2 separate regions of the Homo sapiens genome follow, and region 1 is linked to region 2. A link is a loop called in an ENCODE intact Hi-C map of the cell type or tissue named here. Cell type or tissue: right lobe of liver. All regions are shown on one strand. Each heading gives the region's core, and the rest is flanking DNA. Links, peaks and the distances in the headings are about the cores only. Region 1 holds the start of TMPRSS12 (transmembrane serine protease 12). Region 2 has its middle 11 kb from the start of TMT1A.

Region 1 (8,631 bases), core at 107-8,106, 72 kb before region 2:
TATATGTGTGTATACGTATATATGGGTGTGTGTATATATCTGTATATATATAATAATTATTATTTTTAGGGACAGGGTCTCACTCTATCACCTAGGCTGGAGTACAGTGGCATGATCATGGTTCACTGCAGCCTTGAGCTCCTCCTAGGCTCAAGTGATCCTCCCACCTCAGTTTCCCAAGCGGCTGTGATTACAGGCATGTGTCACCATGCCCAGCTAATTTTTTAAATTTTTTGTAGAGATGAGGTCTTGCTATGTTGCCCAGGCTGGTCTTGAACTCCTGGCTTCATGCAATCCTCCCACCTCAGCCTCCCAAAGTGCTGGGATTACAGGTGTGAGCCACCATGCCTGGCTTGAAGAGAATATTGGTGAAACATTCTGGAAAACAATTTGGCATTATTTGGAGAAGATGATGGTATTCTTTATGACTCAGTAATCCTACCACTAGTATGTAGTCCAGAGAGACTCATCTCATATGCATAGTAGTATTAGTTGTAATAGAAAAAACCTGGAAATAATGCAAATATCCATCAATAATAGATTCCAAAGTAGATAAATACATTGTGGCATATGCATATGATGTGTGGGAGAGAGTAAATGAATTGCAGTTAGATAACCACAGAAATGAATGTAAAGAACCTAATGCTGAGTAAAAAAACAAAAACTAGCTGCAAAAGAAAATTTATCATATGATTCCATTTATATAAAGCTCATGTAATGATTAATCTTATGTGTCAACCTAATGGGGCTAAGGGATATCCAGATGGCTGGTAATCACAACTTCTGGGAGTATCTGTGAGGGTGTTTCCGTAAGAGATGTGCATTGGAATCAGGAGAATGAGCAAAGAAGATTGTTCTCGCCACTGTAGGTGGGCATCATCTAATCTGTTGATGTCCCCAGCAGAACAAAAAGGTGAAAGAAGAACAAATTATTTCTCTTGAGCTGGGACATCTTCTCTTGTCCTCAGACATCAACACTCCTGGGTCTCAGGCCTTCAGACTCAGACTGAATCACACTGCCAGCTTTTCCTGTTTCTCCAGCTTGCAGATGGCAGACTGTGGGATTTCTCAGCCTCCGTAATTATGTGAGCCAATCCCTAAAATCTCTCTTTCTCTTTTTTTTTCCTCACTCTCCTGTTGGTTCTGTTTCTCTGGAGAACCCTGAGTAATAAAGTTCAAAAACATGCAAAACTAAAAAATATATTGTTTAAAGCAGTGCTGTATAATAGAACTCTTCACAACGGTGGAAATATTCTACAACTATGCTGCCCAGTATGGTAACAAGTGTCATGTGGCTACTGAGCACTTAAAATATGGCTAATGTGACTGAGGAACTGAATTTTTATTTAATTTAAATTTGAACTTAAATTGTCACATGTGGTGAGGGGCTACCATACTGTACGGCAAGGTTTATAACGAGAATAAATGAAATAAATACAAAATCCAGAATATTGGTTACTTCTGAGAGAAAAATAAAGACAGAATGAGGGAGAGATACACAGGGGATTTCAAAAGCAAAAATAATCTTCTTTTTCTTAAATGGGTATTCTTCTACTGTTATTCTTTAAACTGAGCATATATTTTATAAATATCCTTTTATATGTATTAAATATTCAGTAAAACAAATGTAGTGAATGGGGTGGTGTATACATGGATGTTTGTACTGTTATTAAATTCTGTGTAATCAAATAGTTTTATTTTCATAATTGCTAGCACTGAGACATGCCCCAGGTGGGAGGATAAAGCCTCCCCAAAGCCCAGGCCCCAAGCCCTGGTACTAATGCTCTTGTCCTCCATAACCATGGATCTTAAGCTTTCACTTGGAAAGGAGAGGTAGGATGTTTTGTTTTGAGGCTCACTTAATTTTCTCTAAAAAATTTTAATGGGGTCAAGGCGCAGTGACTCATGCCTGTAATCCCCGCATTTTGGGAGGCTGAGGTGGGCTGATCGCTTGACTCAGGAGTTCGAGACCAGCCTGGGAAACACAGTGAAACCCTGTCTCTACCAAAAAATACAAAAAAAAAAAAAGTTAGCCAGGTAAGGTGGCACATGCCTGTAGTCCCAGCTACTTGGGAGGCTGAGGCAGGAGAATCACTTGAGCCTGGGAGGCAGACATTACAGTGAGCTGAGATCATGCCACTGCACTACTGCAGCCTCAGTGACAGAGTGAGACTCAAAACAAAGAAACAAAAAATGTAATGGGATGAAGTTGGTTAAGCTAAGAGAGCTTCTGTGGACAAGGTCTCTTTTTCTGAGAGGAGAAATAAAGTCCTGCTTCTATTCTTAAAAATTAACAAAAACCAACAAAATTTTTAAAAAACAAAGATGGGAATAAAAGGTGAAGAAGTAGGCTGGGTGCGGTGGCTCACACCTGTAATCCCAACACTTTGGGAGGCTGAGGTGGATGGATTTCTTCAGGCCAGGAGTTTGAAACCAGCCTGGGCAATGTAGACCTTGTCTCTACTAAAAGAAAAAAAGTTGAGGAAGTGGAAAGTAGAAACTGTAATTGTAAACAACTTCTTGGGTGAAATTTTGCTATAGAGGAAAGTAGGGGATATAAAGTCAATTGAAGATTTTTCTAAGGTGGGAGAAACCAGATGTATTATCTGTTGCTGCGTAACAAATTATCCCAAAATGCAGTAGCTTAGAACAACAAAAATTTATCTCGTATTTTCTGTGGGTCAGAACTTTTAAGTGTAGTTTGGCTGGGTGTCTCTGACTTAAGGTCTCTCATGAGGTTGCAGTTAGGGTGTCAGCCAGCACTGTGGTCTCATCTGAAGGTGTGATCGGGGAAGATCTGCCTCTAAGCAGATCATGCGGTGTTGCATGATTCAGCTTTTCGTGGCTGTTCAACTGAGGACTTCAGTTCCTCAATGGCTCTTGCTGGCAGCCTCTCTACAGGGCCACAGGGCAGCTTACAACATGGCAGCAGCTTTACCTTAGAGCAACAGGACTGCAGAGAGTGCTCAGGACAGAAGTCACAATCTTTTTATAACCTAATCTTGAAAGTGGTAGCCCATCACCTCTACTTTCTATTTACTAGAAGTGAGTCACGAAATCCAGCCAACACTAAAGGAGAGGGAACTGACTAAGGCTGTGAATACCAGGAGACAGGGTTCATTGGCGGGCATTTTGTAGGCTACCTACCATACCAGAGGATATTTGTCTGCAGATAGGAGTGATCCCACCAAAGACAGGAAATGACAATGCAGGAGAGGAGAAAAGGCAGAGGAAATCCAGGAAGAAGACCTCTGCAGTTATTGATCCACTGCCTTTTTCATTTTATTTGGAGAGATGGGGTCTTGCTTTGTTGCCCAGGCTGGAGTACTGTGGCTATTCACAGGCATGATCTCACTACCAATCAACACAGGAATTTTGATCAACTCCATTTCCAGTCTGGGCCAGTTACCCCTCCTTAGGCAACCTGGTGGTTCCCCACTACCCGAAGGTCACCATATTGATGCCAAACTTAGTTGACCAGTTGACATAGCATACTACAGTCCAGAACTCCTGGGCTCAAGCAATCCTCCTGCCTCAGCCTCCTGAGTAGTAAAACTAAAAAATATATTGTTTAAAGCAGTGCTGTATAATAGAACTACAGGCATGTGCCACCGTGCCCAGCCCACTGCCTGTGTCACTGCTATTTGATGACTTGGCTGCATATACTTGCTTTATGAGTATGTTAAACCTCTACTATCTGTCATAGCAAGACCCGTCATCCTTATCACGTTGGCTATGGGTTTAAAAAAAGAAAAAAAAAGTCATCTTGCCTTGTTTACAAAGGCATACACAATCTGACCACATCTCACACACACAGAAATACACACACCCCAACTGTGTTTTTCTCCTCCTAATATCACCTTCCACTAAAATATCTGGGGAATAAGGACTTTGTTTCTTGTCAGCCCTCAGAGATCAGCTCATGCTGCAATTTGTTTCTCCAATATCACCTCCTCCACCCCAATTTCGGCACAGCTCTGAGACTCTGCTCCCTTCCCCACATGTTACCATGTGTAAGCCCCAAACTCATATACTCCTTTTATCTAATGCTGCCAACTGCACCAGCCTCGGAAGGATGGTATGAGCAAGGCAACTGTCCTTTTATTGACCTCTACGTTAACTCTCCACCACCTCACCAACTTCCCACAGCCCACACGGTCTTCTTATTACTGAAGGTGTTGGGTTAACAAAGGCAAAGTTCAGTATAGGTCAAGATAGGAATGACAGAACAATTTAAAACTGAACATTAGGTATCACTCTTAAAAACTCTGGGTTATGTTAAAGAAAAATTATTCAGTGATACTCATTAAAGCACAGCAAGGCAGACTTTATTCAGGACCATCCAGATAGGGATAGGGACCATGGCAATGGGATTTTGTAATGGGTAGAGGGACTGGGCTAAAATCCAAACAGAGCAGAGCCAAGGGAGAATTTACAGCCACGGAGCAGGAGAGACGTGTCAGTGGATGGAAAATTACTAAGAGGTAGCATCAGGAGTAATGGCATTCCGGCTAACCGACCTAACAGGATTCTTGCTGGACAGGCCAGGGTGATCAGACATCACCTGGGGGATAGTGGTGGATGAGGAAGCCGATCAGACCTTGAGGGTGAGGGGTTCTTTCTAAACTGACCTACCTATTCCTCGGCCGCCTCCCACACCTCCGGGCCTCACTCGCGCCTCCCCGCCAGGCCGTGCGCCCCGCGTGCCCAGGGCGGGTGGGAAGTACCTGCCGCCATCTTGCTCACCAGCCTCCAAAATGCGGCTGGGGCTCCTGAGCGTGGCGCTGTTGTTTGTGGGGAGCTCTCACTTATACTCAGACCACTACTCGCCCTCTGGAAGGCACAGGCTCGGCCCCTCGCCGGAACCGGCGGCTAGTTCCCAGCAGGCTGAGGCCGTCCGCAAGAGGCTCCGGCGGCGGAGGGAGGGAGGGGCGCATGCAGAGGGCAGTACCTGTTCGTGCCTGTCTCTGGGGAGCCTCTCTTACCTTTTCCCCACCGCTATAGTCTTTGAATTCGGGTTTCTCCTTTTCTGTTGTCCCAATGGCCTTTAACCAAAATTTTACATACCTAAGCAGTTTCTAGACCGGCTGTAATAACAGTAGTTGTAATAGTGAAATGACACATTTGTATTGTGAATCTGTATTTTCTCCTCAAAACATTCTGGGTTTTATCATCCCCATTTTATAGATTAATAAGTCAGGGGATAAAGAGTTGAAAGGGAGGGCTATTAGGTGACCATTTCATACTATAGTTGAGAAAAATTAGCCCAACAAGTGAAATGGTGAGCATTAGAATTTGCGGCTCTCGACTCACCGTTCCCAGGCTCTTTAACTGCTATTTCACACAGGGAAGAATGTGATACGTGGCCAAAAATTTTTATTTTTATATTTTTGGGGAATAGAGTTTTAAAATTAATGAATTGTGTTGACTTCATGTCTATTTGTAAGTAATCGATTATGGCATATTTGTCTTAACTCTCCAAGTTTCTTTCAAAATATGGGCGTGTCTCCGGTATGTTAGCTTGCTTTGTGTTTTTAACATAGGAATTTAAAGGATTGCATTAATATGTTCAGCTTAGGAAGTAACACATACTATAGATGCTCAGTCCAAATAATATATCATTTTTATTTTTAGATTGTGGAACAGCACCGCTTAAGGATGTGTTGCAAGGGTCTCGGATTATAGGGGGCACCGAAGCACAAGCTGGCGCATGGCCGTGGGTGGTGAGCCTGCAGATTAAATATGGCCGTGTTCTTGTTCATGTATGTGGGGGAACCCTAGTGAGAGAGAGGTGGGTCCTCACAGCTGCCCACTGCACTAAAGACGCTAGGTACGTATTCAGAACACAACTATTTTTATGCTCTTAGGGGATATTTTGAAGTGATAGAGGACCATTTAACTTCAGCCATTTTCAGCTAAGCTATGTTTGCAAATAGCCATAATGCCTTATATATAGTACAGTGTATTTGTTGAAAGGAATCCTTTATTTATTATTATTATTATTATACTTTAAGTTCTGGGGTACATGTGCAGAACGTGCAGGTTTGTTACATAGGTATACATGTCCATGGTGGTTTGCTGCACCCATCAACCCATCATCTAACTACATTAGGTATTTCTCTTAATGCTATCCCTCCCCTAGCCCCCTACCCAGGAATCCTTTATTTTTTACTTTTTTTTTTTTGAAATGGAGTGTCACTCTGTTACCCAGGCTGGAGTGCAGTGGTGCAATCTTGGCTCACTGCAACCTCCGCCTCCTGGGTTCATGCGATTCTTCTGCCTCAGCCCCCGGAGTAGCTGGAATTACAGATGCCTGCCATCATGTCCAGCTAATTTTTGTATTTTTAGTAGAAAAGGGGGTTTCACCATGTTGGCCAGGCTGGTCTTGAACTCTTAACCTCACGTGATCTGCCCGCCTCAGCCTCCCAAAGTTCTGGGATTACAGGTGTAAGCCACCATGCTCGATCATGGATCTTTTAAATTAGAGGCTGGTAAACTTCCTATAAAGGTAGTAAATATTTTACACTTTGAAGGTCATATGGTCTCTCTCACAATTGCATGAAAACCAGCACTGAAAATAAGTAATTGAATGAGTGTGGCTATAATCCAATAAAACTTTATGAACACTGAAATCTGAATTTCATATGTTTAACGTGTCATGAAATATTGTGGTTGATTCAGCCATTTAAAAATGTAGAGTAGGGCATGTTGGCTCATATTTGTTATCCCAATGCTTTGGGAAGCCAAGACGGGAGGATCACTTGAGGCCAGGAGTTTGAGACCAGCCTGGGAAATATAGCGAGACCCTGTCTCTATATTTAAAAAAATTGTTAATGTAAAAAACATGCTTTATGGACTGTATGAAAACAAGAGACATGCCAGATTTGGCCTTCACTATTAGACTCTTTGAAAAAGAGACTCTCTTTGCTTCATCTCCATTGACCCATAAAATCCAACTGCAGTCTGATTTTTGTGGCCAAATGCTGTTAAAGATCCACTTCCATGCCAAATCCAATGACTTCATCTCAGTTCCCATCCTTTTTGACCTCTACAGCCTTTGGCAATGTTGACCACATTCTCTTCTTGAAATTATCTCTTTTCTTGATTTCTAAGACACCATTCTCTACTTTTTTCTCCTGCTTCTTTGATGAGTCTTTGTCATCCTTTACATTGCAGTGTTTTCTAGAGTTTGCCCTCTGCCCTCTGTCATTCTGTACTCTTTCCTAGAGATGTCTAATCTACCTCTGTTTCAGCAATCACCATGTGCTGTCAACTCCTAGGTCTCTCCTGATGAGTCATATTTCCAGCTTTATTGGAGTCACATTTTAAATAAGTCCAAAATGGAATTTACTTTCCTCTGATACTATTTCTTCTCTATTTTCTCAGTTGATAGCATCATCAACAGCTCCATTACCCAGAGAGTTATCTAATTTCTCCCACTTCAGCTATCCAAGTAGTCTCCAAGGCCTGTGAAGGCTCTCTGTGCAGTATCTTACATTTGCTTCTTCTGTCCCTCCACCCTCCCTACTGATTAAAAGTACATCCAGAATATCAGTCTCTATATTCCTAGCTTATGACTTATCATACTTATATTTACACTACTACTTTGATAATAACTATCCTAATTAATATGAAATGGTAGCTCATTGTGGCTTTTATTTCCATTTCCCAAATTACTAGTGATGTTAGGCATCTTTCTATGTGCTTATTGGCCATTTGTATATCTTCTTTGGAGGAATGTCTATTCAAGTCCTTTGTCCATTTTTGAACTGGGCTCTTTGCTTTTTTGTTGTTGAGTTGTAGGAGTTCTTTATGTATTCTGGATATTAATCTGTTGTCAGACACATTATTTGCAAATATTTTCTCCCATTCTGTGGGTCATCTTTTCACTCTCGATATTGTCCTTTGATACACAAAAGCTTTTAATTTTGATGAAGTCAAATTTATCTATTTTTTTTCTTTTGTTGCCTGTGTTTCTGGTGTAATATGTAAGAAATCATTATATCAAATCCAGTATCACGAAGCTTTTCCCCTATGTTTTCTTCTAAGAGTTTTATAGCTTTAGCTCTTAGATTTAGGTCTTTGATTCATTTTGAGTCCATTTTTGCATAAGGTATCAGGTAAGGGTACAATTTCATTGTTTTACGTGCAGCTATCAAGTTTCCCCAGCACCATCTATTGAAAAGTTTGTCCTTTCCCCATTAGATGGTATTGGCATCTTCATTGAAAATCAATTGATCATATAGAGAGGGTGTATTTCTGGGCTCTCAATTCTTCTCCACTGATGTATATATCTGTCCTTATGCTAGTATCACACACTCTTTGGATTAGTATGGATCTATAGTAAGTATTTTTTCTTGGTGGTGTTTTTGTTTTTTGTTTTGTTTTTTAGACAGAGCCTTGCTTTGTCACCCAGGTTGGCATGCAGTGGCATGATCTCAGCTCACTGCAACCTCCACCTCCCAGGCTCAGGTGATCCTCCCACCTCAGCCTCCTGAATAGCTGGGACTACAGGTGTGCACCACCATGTCTGACTAATTTTTGTATTTTTTTGTAGAGACAGAGTTTCACTATGTTGCCCAGGCTGGTCTGAAACTCCTGGGCTCAAGTGATCTTCCCAGTTTGGCCTCC
Region 2 (8,631 bases), core at 334-8,333:
TATGGTCCTAACGCTTATTCCTTTCCAGGGTGTGTAACCACCCATGGACCTCTGCTTATTGGATTAGTTATGCTCACCAATGTAGCAGTCCTGCACCCCTTTTCCCGCCTTTCTTGACCACAAAGAAAGGGGTCCAGGCTGCTGGATTCTAGCAGCATGCCCAACATTGCCTTTGTGCTCAGGGGTGAGTCCTAGAGCTGGGCTGGGTTCCTGAGTATTTCATAACAACCCAGCTGCCCCATCAAGATGCATTCTCATAAACAACAGTTCTTATGCAAATTCATTTAGAGAGGGTGTAGGTAAGCTTTTGAGTCAGGATATTGATAGTCTTTTTTGATTCTGTAAGTACTTTAAGGCTTGTCTGGGAGCAAACAGCTCGCACTTTTGAGGAGACCAATTATTAGGCAATTTTTCTAACTCTGCTTCCAAAAGAGTCTCCCTATCAATTACTGAATACCCATTGTGGTTTTTCCCTCAATCACCTGGGAGGAAACTTCTATCATCCTGTCCTGAAGGGAGTTCCTCCTAGGTCTGGCCGGACCTTTGTATGGTAATTAAGATTTAAATCCCCTGTTAGGAAATCTGCTGGGTTAAGGGAATTATCAGCCGTTGGTGTTAAATTACCTTTTTCTAACAGAATAGACCCATACTTTACGATTTTTTAGTTAGTAAGCTACCTTTTTGCTTTTTTGACTTAGAATAATTCTGAACTGGTGAGGTGTGCTCACAATGAGGTTTCCTTTAAAAGTTACTTTTCTACTTTCTTCTGTTAGCAAAGCAGTTGCCGCTACAGATTGAATGCATCCACGGGTTACTGGGTTAAGGATTTTTGATAGGAAAGCTACGGGTTGTCAGTGGTCTCAGTGTTTTCAGGCTATGCCCTTGTTTACACTGACAACAAGGTAGTATTGGAGTGTTATAGGGAAGACCTTCAATTATCAATTATAGGTTTTAAATTTACCCTGGCTTTTAAAGGAATAGGGCATACTGTTGTTGTTGTTGTTTTGTTTTGTTTTACTATTTCTATCTTTCTCTTTTTCTCTTTGACTCTTTCTCTCTCTCTCCTCTGTCTCTCTCTCTCTCTCTCTCCCCTCCATCTCTCTCTTCACTCCTCCGTCCCTCTCTCCTCCTCTTAGCCATTACAAACTTGGGTCCCTGGCAAGGGTGGTGGGGAAAGGGTCCCACATAACTGCCCATGTCGAGAACTGTATACCTAAATCGGGAGGGACACCAGGGATAAGACTTCCTGGGTTTATAGCCTAGATGCCTAAGGACACAGCATAGAGCTTTCTTAGATCCCTTTGGAGATACAACTTGCTAGAGGAAATGCAAGTCTGAACCATTGGTACCTAGGAGGCAGGGATCAGAGGAAGTAGATTCAGAGGTAACGAGAATTTTGGGGCTACACTTTCAAGAAAGTCGTGGTTGGGACCCAGGAGGTATGGGTCAGAAGAAAAGGTACGGGGGCATGCATGGGTGACTGTTGAACAGAGACTTCTGGCTGTGCCATGATCTCAATCGGCTAATGCTGGGAGTTTGGAATGACAGCTTTCTGTCTCTAGTCAGCCCTCGGCTTCCCCAAGAAAATTGAAAGCAGAAGCTGGTTCTAGGCAGATGAATGCTCCCAACCCAGAAGGGTTGGGTGTTGTTAGAAAGTCCTTCCCCAGACAGCCTCACACCTGAGTCTTAAGTCTGACAGCCATGCTAATCGTTTTTAACTGGCCGACAGGTGCCCGGTATTTTCCGCCAATTCTAAGGAAAGACAGGACAGAATAGCAAGCGAAAGTGGTCCAATATTACTCACTGCTTTGGAGGTCCCTTCGTGGTCACCAAATGTTAGTGGTGGGTCCTTTCTCCCAGAGCTCCCAAGATGGTGGTGGGCTGCTTCCAAAATGGCAGCAGGCCACTTCCAAGATGGTGGCAAGCCTTGTGTTCTCTGACCTGGGGTTTTCGCCTCACGGATTCCAAGGAATGGAATCTTGGGCCATGTGGTGAGTGTTATAGCTCTATTAGAAGCCGTGGGTCATGGAAGAGAACCGTGGAACCCAGTGACTAGTGTTCAGCTCAATTAGGATGCACCCAGGCTAAAGGGCACTTAGCCGTGCAGGAACAATGGTGAGCCTTTAGCCCGATCGGAAATGGCAATGGGCACCTGGCTGGATCAGGAGCACAGTGGACACCCTGCCAGATCCAGAGGGATGGAAGTCAGCAGTGGGTCTGTGATGGTGGAAAACAGCAGTGATGGACGGAGAGCGAAAGCTCAGCTTGAGCCATAAGAAACACAGATCAGAAGAGAGTGCAGTTGCAAGATTTAACAGAGTGAAAACAGAGCTCCCATACAAAGGGAGGGGACCTATCAGGGGAACCCGCCCCCAGTTAGAACTACTGATAAGGGTCTATGTTCAGCAGTGTACGTATTGTCTTGATAAACATATTAAACAACAGAAAACAGGGTTCAAGAGCAGAGAACCAGTCTGACCACAAATTACCAGGACAGGGTTTTTCCCCACCCTAGTAAGCCTGAGGGTACTGCAGGAGACCAGGGCGTATCTCAGTCCTTATCTCAACTGCATAAGACAGACATTCCCAGAGCAGCCGTTTATAGACCTCCCCCCCAGGAATGCATTCGTTTCCCAGGGTATTAATATTAATATTCCTTGCTAGGAAAATAATTTAGCAATGTCTTCCCTACTTGCACGTCCATTTATAGGCTCTCTACAAGAAGAAAAATATGGCTATTTTTGCCCAACCCCACAGGCAATCAGACCCTATGGTTGTCTTCCCTTGTTCCCTAAAAATTGCTGCCACTCTGTTCTTTTTCAAGGTGCACTGATTTCATATTGTTCAAACACACATGTTCTACAATCAATTTGTACAGTTAACACAATTATCACAGTGGTCCTGAGGTGACCTACATCCTCAGCTTACGAAGATAATAGGATTAAGAGATTACAGGCATAAGAAATTATAAAAGTATTATTTGGGAACTAATAAATGTCCATATTTAAATGAAATCTTCACAATTTATGTTCCTCTGCCTTGGCTTCAGCCGGTCCCTCTGTTCAGGGTCCCTGACTTCCCACAACAGTAACCCAAAGAGGGTAGTCATTGCCGGCTTGAATGCCTGGGTTTATATCCCGATCATTGTCCCTCCCGCTGTGCTGTCAGGCAACAGAAAATTGGCTATTTCTTTACCTCCTGTTTTTGCCTAATTAGCTTTTTAGTGAGCTCTCTTTACTACGTGATTGGTCGGGTGTGAGTTAAGTTGCAAGCCCCCTGTTTAAAGGTGGATGTGATCACCTTCCCAGCTAGGCCTAGGGATTCTTAGTTGGCCTAGAAAATCCAGCTAGTCCTGTCTCTTACAAGTACCTGCAGATGCTACCAACTGACTCATCCAGAACCCCAGGCTGGACTTACTGAAAAAGTCTTTCCCTGCCAAAGCTAACCTGTAAAGGCAGAAGAGGTGACTACTTCCTCAAAAACACAGACAGCAACACAAGGACATAAGAATCACAAAGAATCAGGGAAACATGACACCACCCAGAGTAAACTAATAAAGCTCCAATCACTAACCCTAAAGAAATGGAGATCTATGAAATGGCTGACAAAGAATTCAGAATAATCCTCTTAAACAAGTTCAGTGAACTACAAGAAAACAGAGATAGACAACTAAACAAAATAAGGAAAATACATGGAGAAAATAAGACGTTCAACAAAGAAATAAAAACAAAAAAAGAAAACCTATAGCTGAAGAAAAATGTAATAGAGATCTTCAACAGCAGACTCAAACAAGCAGAAGAACCTATGAACCCTAAGACAAGTCATTTGAAATTAAACAATCAGAGGAAAAAGAAATAAAAAAACAAAAGAGTGAAGAAAGTCTATGAAACATTTGGCTATCAAGTGAACCAATATACAAATTATAGAGGTACCAGGAGAAGAGATAGAGAAAATGGTAGAAAGTCTACTTAAAGAAATAATGGCTGAAAACTTCCCAAATTTAGGGAGAAATGGACATCTAGATACAGGAAGCCAAAGCTTCCCAAAAAGGTTCAATTAAAAGAGGTCTATGCCAGGTAAGGTGGCTCATGCCTGTAATCCCAACACTTTGGGAGTCCAAGGTGGGCAGATCATAAGGTCAGGAGTTTAAGACCAGCCTGGCCAGCATGGTGAAACCTCATCTCTACTAAAAATACAAAAAATTAGCTGCACATGGTGGCAAGCACCTGTGGTCTCAGCTACTTGGGAGGCTGAGACATGAGAATCACTTGAACCCAAGAAGCAGAGGTTGCAGTGAGCTGAGATCACTCCATTGCACTCCAGCCTGGGTGACAGAGTGAGATTCTGTCTCCAAAAAAAAAAATTATACCAACACACACTATAAATTGTCAAAAGTCAAAGAAAAAAAGTGAATTTTAAAAAATTTAGCTAGGCATGATGGTATATGTGCCCATAGTCTTATCTACTCAGGAGAGACTAGGGCAGTAGAATTGCTTGAGCCTGGGAGATTGAGGCTGCAGTGAGCTATGATTGTGCTTTCCCATAAAAGCCTTTGCATTTAACTGTAAAAATGGCAACCCTCTTCCAGGTCCCCTCTCCACAGCACAGAGCTTTCTTCTTTCTCTTATTAAACTTTTGCTCCAACCTCACCCTTGGTGTCTGCACTCCTTAACTTTCTTGGTGGTGAGACAAAGGACTCTAGGTACTACCTCAGGGACATTGTGATGCACCGGCAAGACTGTAACATTTTGGTTCCTTGACTGGGAGATATCAGAAGGGTGAGTAGGAGCAGATCTCCAAACTTTTTTTTTTTTTTTTTGAGACAGAATCTTGCTCTGTTGCCCAGGCTGGAGTGCAGTGGCACCATCTCAGTTCACTGCAAACTCTGCCTCCCAGGTTCACACCATTCTCCTGCCTCAGCCTCCTGGGTAGCTGGGACTACAGGCACCTCCCACCTCGCCTGGCTAATTTTTTGTATATCTAGTAGAGACAGGGTTTCACCGTGTTAGCCACAATGGTCTCAATCTCCTGACCTCATGATCCGCCCGCCTCAGCCTCCCAAAGTGCTAGGATTACAGGCGTGAGCCACCATGCCCTGCCACCTCCAAACTCTTTACTTTCATTTCTGAAGCTGCTTCTCAGTTTTTTTTTTTTTTTTTTTTTTTTTTCCCCCTGAAGACCAAACAAGACACTGGGCCCCTGCCAGCCAGTTAAAAGATTTTAGAGTGGCTGTCAGCCTTACAAGACTCAGGGGACAGGTTTGCTGGAGAGTCAATCCTGCATTGCCATCAGGTGGTGGGAATGTTGGCTCTGTTCTAATCTAGTTTCCTTTCACAGAGGACCTAGCCATCGCATGGGGCTAGAAGGAGGTCCTGGGGCAACTGAGGGTTTCTGGCTGAGGCTACTCCTTGGTGTTACCTGAAGAGCCCCTAGAATAACTTCAGCTTCTGAGAGCCCATCAATGGTGTCCACACCAGGACTTCCAGACTTTTCTATAGCATTTTCTTCCTTTCTTTTTCGTGGCTATCATGTCTCCTATCCTTTCTTTGTATGCTATGTTAAGGGAGTTTTTACAGCCTAGGCAGATAATCTTCTTGGGTAAAGTTAGTGAGTGCCTTAGTAACCAGGAATGTAACTTTAAAAATTGCTGCTTCTCTGATTTCCTTGAGATGGGGGGATTTCAAGATTTCAGTCTAAACTTTCACCTAGTGAGGGCCTTTTTGACCCCCAGTGATAGGCATTCATAGCACTATATGGGAGGATATTCCACCCTAAGTAAACACCCTCCTCTCCATTTGGGTTTTCTAAGAGCTCAGCATTGACAAACGAATTTTCTTCTGCTGGGTGGCATACTATGGGGGTAGCCTATTAAGACCCAGACCTCTCTTTCTAACCTCTGCCTAAAAAGAATTTGGAGTCAGAGTTTTTACCTAACATTTCAAACCCTACAACACCACCAAATGGGATGGGATTTTTCATGGGGAGTCTTGTCAGTTCTTTGCCCAAAATCTCTAGTTCCCCAATTCCTTTCATTGTTATATCCCTCTCTCAGTGCTCAGGCCCCATGCCCTATTTGTAGATAGTAAAACTCCCCTTTCAACATGTGGGAGGAAGCCACCCTGGTGAGACAGATTTTAGCCTCAGTGCTATCCCCATCAGATATTCTTACATTCTTTTGAGGCATCTGTTCTGCATCCAGCTATGTTGGCATCCAAGAAAGGAAGGGATCTTATGTTTAAAAGTCAATTGGTCCCATTCTCTAGGAATTCATTACTTTGCCTGGGCAGTAATAAGGAGATATAAGGGTAGGGTTAAACCACTCACTCCATTAAAGGGTCTTGCCCAAATTCAACTACTGCATAATCTCTCCCGGGCCCCTAGGGTACTTCTGGAAGCCTTATAGGCCAAGTGGGTCTAAGAAACCAGCAGGGTGGAGAGCTAGGGCCTCACTCAGATAAACATGACTCTTCCTGCTGACTAGCTTCTCCAGATCCATTGGTGAAGGTCATGCTTGCATCCATGGGTGGCACCTGTGATGTTCGCTGGGACCCAGAGGAGATGGGAGGAAAGAGAAGGGGGATACCCCTTCTATCTTTCTCTCCACACTGGGTCGCTCTGAAAGGAGGAGGGAGACTAAGGGACACATTCTCCCCTCTCTTTCCAGATGGGTAACAACCCATCTTTAGCCTGCACTTCCCTTGAGTACAGCCTGGATCAGTGGAATTTCTCTGACCCTCAGACTCTAAAAATAGTGCCTCATATTCTTTTGTACTTGGGCATGGCCATCTCACCAAGTGCAGAACTTGGGGAGGCCTGGTCTCTTCAGGAAAGTGCCTTTTTTTTTTGAACCAGAGTCTTGCTCTGTCACCTAGGCTGGAGTGCAATGGTGCAACCTCAGCTCACGGCAACCTCTGCCTCCTGGATTCAAGTGATTCTCCTGCCTCAGCCTCCCGAATAGCTGGGATTACTGGTGCCCGCTGCCATGCCCAGTGAATTTTTGTATCTTTGTAGAGACGGGGTTTCACCCTGTTGGGCAGGCTGGTCTTGAAATCCTGACCTCAGGTGATCTGCCCACCTTGGTCTCCCAAAGTGCTGGGATTACTGGCATAAGCCACAGCGCCTGGCTACTCATTTCAACACTATCCAGCAACTAGACCTTTTCTGCAGGCAGGAGGACAAATGGTCTGAAGTCCCCTATGTGCAAGCCTTCTTTGCCTTGAGAGGCAACCCAAATCTTTGTCAGCACTGCATAATTGACCCTCCTCTTTTAGCAGTCATATCAGACAAGCATGCAGGAGATAATTCCCCAAAGTCAAAGAAACAACCCCCTGGGGAACCCTTAAATGCAACTTCCAGATGCCCTGGCCCTTCTTCCCCCCAACATTCACATCATCAGCTCCTCCAGTTCTACCACCCAAACCCCCAGACTTTTTTTTTGAGACAGAGTCTTGCTCTGTCGCCCAGGCTGGAATGCAGTGGTGCCATCTCAGCTCACTGCAAGCTCCGCCTCCTGGGTTCACGCCATTCTCCTGAGTCAGTCTCCTGAGTAGCTGGGACTACAGATGCCCACCACCACGCCAGGCTAATTTTTTGTATTTTTAGTAGAGACAGGGTTTCACCGTGTTAGCCAGGATGGTCTCAATCTCCTGACCTCGTGATATGCCTGCCTCGGCCTCCCAAAGTGCTGGGATTACAGGTGTAAGCCACAGTGCCCGGCCCCAAACCCCCAGATTTTTCTATGGTATTTTTCCTTCCTTTTTTCATGGTTTGAAATGGCTCTTCTCTCTTTATGATATCCCTCCAAACTGGGAAAAGTTAATTTCTCAAACCTTAAACCTTAAAATTCTTGGCTTAGAATTGATTGTGGGGAGGGCACCCAGAAGCCTGCCATGCCATTCCAAAAAGGTAAAAGGGTTGTTTTTTGTTTGTTTGTTTTGTTTTTTTACCAGTTTAGCTTTTGGCTTCTCTCTCCCTGTGCAAACCAGTAAAAGGAATAATAAGGATCACTGTTTATATTCTCTGTAAAGCTTTGATTAATGAAAAAGGATTTATGAAGTTGGTCTTAAGCTGTAGCCAATCTGGTGTGCTTTGCATGTCTTTCTGTACGGTTCTGTCAGAAAGAGGGGTACCTTAGGATGGAATGTGGGTCTAGAGCTCCATAAGCCCACTGTTCAAGCCAGCCTGGTAAACTGGTCAATAACAAACTTTGCTATAGGCCTCCATCTTGTTTTACATCCTTGGAAGTGTGACCTGTAACCATGTGGCAATACTTTGTTTTAATCTCCACCATTTTACAACGATGGCCCGAGTTCAATCCTGGCTTGGAGAATGAGTACCTTTGGGTTAATGTCTGTATGACTTTTGCCATTTGCTGATTCTGTTCCCCTCCATGAACAACTTCTAGCTTCCCTTCTTAAATCTTCCTTTCTCTGAGTTGCCTTTAAAGGTTCTAGATTTTGTACAAGTGTGGCCACCCAGTAGGTTCACCTTGCCCACTGCCTCAAAAGAGCTGATTTATTGGGATGGGGGAATTGAAATGGAGAGGGGGTGATTCATGTGGGGCTGGCTGTGTGGGAGACCATAGTTTTGTTATTGCTCTGGTCAGTCTCCCTAAGCATTTGGGGAGCAGAG

The links. Hi-C counts contacts between places; a loop is a spot of excess contacts. Peaks named below come from ENCODE experiments on the same cell type or tissue, not always from the same donor. Only the 100,000 strongest peaks of a DNase experiment are listed, where the experiment ranks them.
Region 1: it touches region 2 in a loop (2.7-fold over the local background); 8 of 110 quality-filtered maps call a loop at or near these places.

What each region holds. Positions count from the first base shown.
Region 1 is chr12:50,838,208-50,846,838 of GRCh38, forward strand. It overlaps TMPRSS12 (transmembrane serine protease 12), which reads left to right and starts at 4,719. Exons shown (of 5, transcript NM_182559.3): 1 at 4,719-4,944; 2 at 5,635-5,830. The coding sequence starts at 4,758. It also overlaps the pseudogene RN7SL519P. In right lobe of liver, for the core only: a CTCF peak has its summit at 4,767; no DNase peak of the experiment used is centred there; H3K4me3 peaks cover 401 bases.
Region 2 is chr12:50,910,006-50,918,636 of GRCh38, forward strand. No RefSeq gene overlaps it. Among named protein-coding and RNA genes, the nearest start is that of TMT1A, 11 kb to the right of the region's middle. RefSeq lists a silencer at 2,448-2,648. In right lobe of liver, for the core only: no CTCF peak of the experiment used is centred there; no DNase peak of the experiment used is centred there.